Regions from separate parts of the Homo sapiens genome. Here region 1 is linked to region 2. A link is an interaction called in ENCODE POLR2A ChIA-PET data of the cell type or tissue named here. Cell type or tissue: PC-9. All regions are shown on one strand. Each heading gives the region's core, and the rest is flanking DNA. Links, peaks and the distances in the headings are about the cores only.

Region 1 (2,916 bases), core at 168-2,667, 610 kb after region 2:
CAAAGAGCATCACGATTTCCCAGTATTTTATCCTGAATAAGTATGAAGACCACTGCTCTTCCAGAGGGGTTGAGAAAAATATTAAGTGAGAAACCCATAGATATTAGGTAATGATCAATGTGTTAAAAATGGAATCAGGCCGGGTGCGGTGGCTCACACCTGTAATCCCAGCACTTTGGGAGGCCGAGGTGGGTGGATCACGAGGTCAGGAGTTCGAGACCAGCCTGACCAACATGGTGAAACCCTGTCTCTACTAAAAATACAAAAATTAGCCAGGCATGGTGGCGCGTGCCTGTAATACCAGCTACTCAGGAGGCTGAGGCAGGAGAATCACTTGGACCCGGGAGGCAGAGGTTGCAGTGAGAAGAGATCGTACCATTGCACTCCAGTCGGGGTGACAGAGCGAGACTCTGTCACAAAAAAACAAAAACAAAAACAAAAAAAAGGAATCAAATACGAGAATAGAGGTGAGGGTGCCTAAGTGGGTAAGGGAGGTCTCCAAAGAGGTGACCTTCAATGTGAATACAATAAACACTGTGAATACAGTGCGGAAGCAAGCCAGAAAATGTCAGGAGAGCAGAGCAAATCGGTGCAATGTGATCTTTGACATGAAATGCCGCACTAGGGCCCTGTGGTTCACATTACAACCTAATCTCTTGAGGAAGAAATGCTAATGGTCAGGAATTGGTACATTTCCTTCACCAGCTACCTGAGTAGCAGAAGGCAAGAGGCCTCAGTCAGTATGTGGTTTGTTAGATTATCAGAAGCTATAACCAGAGGTTACTTGGGGGACTATGCAGGGCTGTTAGGACTTCTGGGTCCCTTAAAAAATTTGCCAGGAGTTTGTTTTTGCTACACTTAAACCTCTCTTGGCCAGGCACGGTGGCTCATGCCTGTAATCCCAGCACTTTGGGAGGTCGAGATGGGCGGATCACCTGAGGTCAGGAGTTCGACACCAGCCTGGCCAACATGGTGAAACCCCATCTCTACTAAAAATACAAAAATTAGCTGGGTGTGGTGGCACATGCTTGCAGTCACAGCTACTCAGGAGTCTGAGGAAGGAGACACTTGAACCCGGGAGATGGAGGTTGCAGTGAGCCGAGATTGCACCACTGCACTCCAGCTTGAGTGACAGAGCAAGGCTCCATTTAAAAAAAAAGAAAAAACACCTGTCTCTCAACCATTTGCCCCTCTGGGCCCCCAGGGCACTCACACTGCCCAAGGTCATGCCAACCCACCCAGGCATTTCTGGTGGACACCTGTTGTGTGCCAGCCCAGAACTCCTCCCTTCTTTGGGTAATGGAACCCCTTTTCTTCTGACTCATGTTCTTCTCCCCATTACAAACATGTGGTTCAAAAGGAGCTGCCACGTTATTACAAATCCTGCCCTTTGGTCACATTCATGAGTCTTTGGGTGGGAACATGACTAAAACTGGGCCAATCAGAATACTTCGTGCACTGACCACAGAGCCTTCCACAGCCTGGTCAAAGCTAGGTCAAACCATAAGCCAAGTTAAGCAGCACCCATCCCCAGGATTTTTTCACTTGGAGCTTAAGGAAAGAAATTCAGTCTCTGTCTAGGAACAACGTTGTGAGCACCGAGGCAGGGGAACTGTTGACAGTCCTGTTCCTTGCTATGAAGGAAGCTGTGCGGAGAGAATGAAGCCTCATGCTGAGAGAAGCTGAGAGATAAGGAAGAGAGTTAGTGGTATTGGAGCTCCTGCTTCCAGATATCCTGGAATTCCAACTATATCCCCTCTGCAATTATGAAAGGCTGCCAAAAAACTTCCCCCTTTGCCTAATCTAATTGTGCTCAATTTCTTTCATGATAATACGAATCCTAATATAAATGTCTTTCTCCACATTGCCCTAAATTCTAAAATTGCCCTCCCGCTCCCCTGCTTCCTAAATAAAATTCTTCCTCAAGTTCATAGGCCAAAGTAATCTGATTGGCTACTTGAAACAATTCACCCTGAGGTATGGACAATTCAGAAGCTTCCTTGTGTTGTTAATGGGGTAGACTACACACCGGTGGGGGCAGGGGTATATGGGAAACCTCTGTAATGTCTAAATTTTGCTGTGAATTTAAAACTGCTGCTTAAAAAAATCTTAAAATCTTCCCTGGAGCCTTGGCCTTAAGATTGAACCACTTTATGACCAAGCAATTCTACTTCTGGGTATATAACCAAGAGAATTGAAAAAGCGTATATCCACACCAAAATTTGTACATAAGTGCTCGCTTTAGCAGCACATATACTATGAGGTTGGTGCAAAAGTAATTGCGGCTTCAGACCATGCATGTTAAATCATTATAACTCAGCTCAAACACATCTTTATTCATCAAAATAAGAACCATTACAATCAACATATTTTTGTCAACGAGAAATATGTTTGTTTATTCCTGTAGCATAAAAATCCGTGCTTCAGGATTCGACGAACTCTTGGAAAGCATTTTCTGCATCCTGCTGATTATGGAAGCATTTTCCCTGAAAAAAGTTGTTGAGATGCTTGAAGAAGTGGCAGTCAGTTGGCAAGATATCAGGTGAATATGACAGGTGAGGCAAAATTTCGTAGCTCAATTTGTTCAACTTTTGAAGCATTGGTTGTACGCCGTGAAGTCGCACGAAGTGAGGTTGTCATGGAAGAGTTGGGCCCTTTCTGTTGACCAATGCCAGCTGCAGGTGTTGCAGTTTTTGGTGCATCTCATCGATTTGCTGAGCATACTTCTCAGATGTAACAGTTTCCTCTGGATTCAGAAAGCTGTAGCGGATCAGACCGGCCGCAGACCGCAAACAGTGACCATGACCTTTTTCTGGTGCAAGTTTGGCTTTGGGAAGTGCTTTGGAGCTTCTTCTTGGTCCAGCCAATGAGCTGGTCATTGCTGCTTGTCGTATACAATCATTTCACGTCATAATC
Region 2 (2,916 bases), core at 188-2,687:
TTGAGACCAGCCTGGGCAACATAGGGAGACCCCATCTCTACAAAAAAGTAAACAATTAGCCGGGCATGGTGGCACACGCCTATAGTCCCAGCTACTCAGGAGGGTGAAGATCACCTGAGACCAGGCGGTCAAGGCTTCAGTGAGCCATGATTGTGGCACTGCACTCCAGCCTAGGCAATAGAGTGAGACTGTCTCAAAAAATAAAATTTTAAAATAACTGAAGAGTATAACTGGATTGTTTGTAACACAAAGGATAAGTGCTTAAGATGATGGAAACCCTATTTATCCTGATGTGATTATTACACATTGCATGCCTGTACCAAAATATTTCATGTAACCCATAAATATATACATCTACTATGTACCCACAAAAATTAAAAAATGTTTACAGGAGTGAACCACCGCACCTGGCCAGTGGAGTCTTTTTAAGGTATTATTTAGCATCTTCTGCTTATAGTCATGTCCAAAAACCAGTTGATCTTCCTACTCATTAGGGGACAAGATCAATTCTCTAAAAAATTAACCTAGCCCAAGGTAAGTGGTACTATTCTGAAATCTGAAAATCTTTAGTAGCCTCACATTATAAGCCCTTCGTAGAAAAAGAAAAGTAAGCATTTCTAGAAGCACATTTTTGTTGGACTGAGGGTGGGGCAAGGAGCAGGGGTGACTTTCATCTGAAATGTACCTAGGCAGGCCAGAGTCTGAGTTAGGACTGGCTCCTGGGACTTTGCCATCCAGGCCAAGAAGCATGCTCCAGTGTGCATGCACTCTCATCAAAGCCCTAGTCAGGAATCCCAGCCACTCCTCTCCTGTGCAGCACAAGCTGAAGGATAAGGTGTGGGGCAGTGACTGCGTGGGGCTGCCTGTGTGATTCCTGATAAAGAAATGCCTTCATGAAATGTATTGTTCCCCAATAAAGCTCATTTTCTGTGAGAATTCATGTGTCCTTTTCCAAATTAAACTAGCAAAATATGAACTTTTGTAAAAGGTCCACACCCAGCCAGTTTTCTACTCTCTAAATGTTCAGGCCTTTGCCTGTCCTTCCCTCAGCAAAAATACTGTGTTTTGGAAAACATTACCAATAAAGGAGCTGGGAGGTGGAATTGGATCAAAATACCTTTAGATGAAAGCAGCAGCACAAGCCATTCCCTTTAAATGAGCTGGCCTCACCTCTGGGGCCTATGAAGAAAAGCCTGCTTCAAGGTGATAGTTTTCATTTTGCTTCCCAGCACCTCTGCAGTCATAACCAAAGTGAAGGACAATATTGCATGACTTCAGAAGAAAGCCATCCAGCCACCTTGCAACATGTTCAGGAAATTCTGGACTCCCTTGGGGCTTGCAAAACTCCCTATGTCTTGCAGACCAAAAGCAAGTTCTCAGTCACCTAGCTCTAGTTTGCATAATTAAAGAAAGTGGAAGCTGGTTCTTTTCTGGGTGACCCTTCACCCAACCAAGCTCATAAGGACTTGTGACAAAAATAAGAGCAATAAAATGAAGTTTTAACAGTGAAAACTTCTATCACTTAGATAAGCAGGAAAAGCCAGTCCCCTAGATGCCCATCTGACCCTACCTTACTGGGGTCATACAGCCAAAGCAGTGTCCACTTCAGGTACTGTAATGTTTTGAAGTTGACACATATAATTTAATGTAGTTTCATGTCATAAGTTATAAGACTTTTCAGAGAAACAATTTAGTAATATCTTCTGTAATACCCATCTTCATTTTTTATATGAAAAAGCATAGCCTATGATCTGTCACCTTGCTCACTCCCACATCCTTACCTCTTATCCTTCTCACATCGTCCCATTAACACATTATCCATCTTTGGGGGGAAAAAATACACTAAATTTTAGACAGAGTCACTTTCACTATGGCCACAATGGGAGAAAAGACAGTCCACCTTCAAAGTCAACCAGAATGACTCTTAACCTCTCTTGTCTGGGTTGGGCATCCAGATAAGATTTTCTTCGTACAAAGAGTCTTGCTACTAGGAAAAAGAGTTTGAAAATCACTAGTCTAACTAAATATCTCACTTTAAAAAAAGCACAAACTAAGACTCAATGAGGTTTATCTTCCACAAGATCAGCCAGTTTTAGCAGAGCAGTTGCTAAAACCCAGGTCTCAAACTCCTTGTCTATGGCTCATCTAACTAAGCAACAAAAAGCCCAATGAGCTCTGGAGAGAGAGAGGGAGCTAAAACAGGACTCAATCAAAACCCACTTGGGATTAGGGAAGCCACCCTCTGTGAGTGAGTTAAACTGAGATTCCCTCCCCTTCACCCTGGCTTCCTTTGCAGAACAAGGGTCACCGCCAGAGGGAAAGCTGAGTTTACGGAGGGGATCCTGGTTGGAGTCAGAGTATACCTTGGTTTGGTTTTGTGGGGTTTTTTGAGACAGGGTCTCACTGTCACCCAGGCTGGAGCACAGTGACAGTCATAGCTCACTATAGCCTCAGACTCCTGGCCTCAAGCGATCCTCCCACCTCAACCTCCAGAGTATCTGGGACTATAGGCACGTACCACCATACCCAGCTAATATTTTTTTTAATTTTATATTTTTTAGAGACAGGGTGTCACTATGTTACCCAGGTCTCAATCACTATGTTACTCCTTGCCTCAAGCAATCCTCTCACCTTGGCCTCCCAAAGTGCTGAGCTTACAGGTGTCAACCACTGTGGCCAGCCACGCATTGGTTTTAAGGTCCAGAATTTTTCTGTTTGGAGCCTTCACAATTAGTTTTAGGTTGGGAGACCGTGAACCCACCAAGCAGCCCTTTAGAGGCTGGAAAAAGAGTTTGGAAAAAGAACTCTGTGGCTTTAGGAATTTCTCTCGGAAATCCTCTAGGGCAGAGAAGGAAAATTTACCAAATGGGAGAGTGTATTAGTCTATTCTTACATTGCTATAAGGAAATACCCCAG

Evidence for each region. Peaks named below come from ENCODE experiments on the same cell type or tissue, not always from the same donor. Only the 100,000 strongest peaks of a DNase experiment are listed, where the experiment ranks them.
Region 1: POLR2A ChIA-PET joins it to region 2 with 5 read pairs; 1 of 35 experiments calls an interaction of 5 or more read pairs at or near these places.

The regions. Positions count from the first base shown.
Region 1 is chr1:93,006,735-93,009,650 of GRCh38, forward strand. No RefSeq gene overlaps it. Among named protein-coding and RNA genes, the nearest start is that of DIPK1A, 47 kb to the left of the region's middle. RefSeq lists a silencer at 1,518-1,812. In PC-9, for the core only: no CTCF peak of the experiment used is centred there; a DNase peak (open chromatin) is centred at 1,407; H3K27ac peaks cover 1,172 bases.
Region 2 is chr1:92,397,953-92,400,868 of GRCh38, forward strand. RPAP2 (RNA polymerase II associated protein 2) reads left to right here. Exons shown (of 13, transcript NM_024813.3): 13 at 1-2,916. Among named protein-coding and RNA genes, the nearest start is that of GFI1, 88 kb to the right of the region's middle. In PC-9, for the core only: no CTCF peak of the experiment used is centred there; a DNase peak (open chromatin) is centred at 1,269.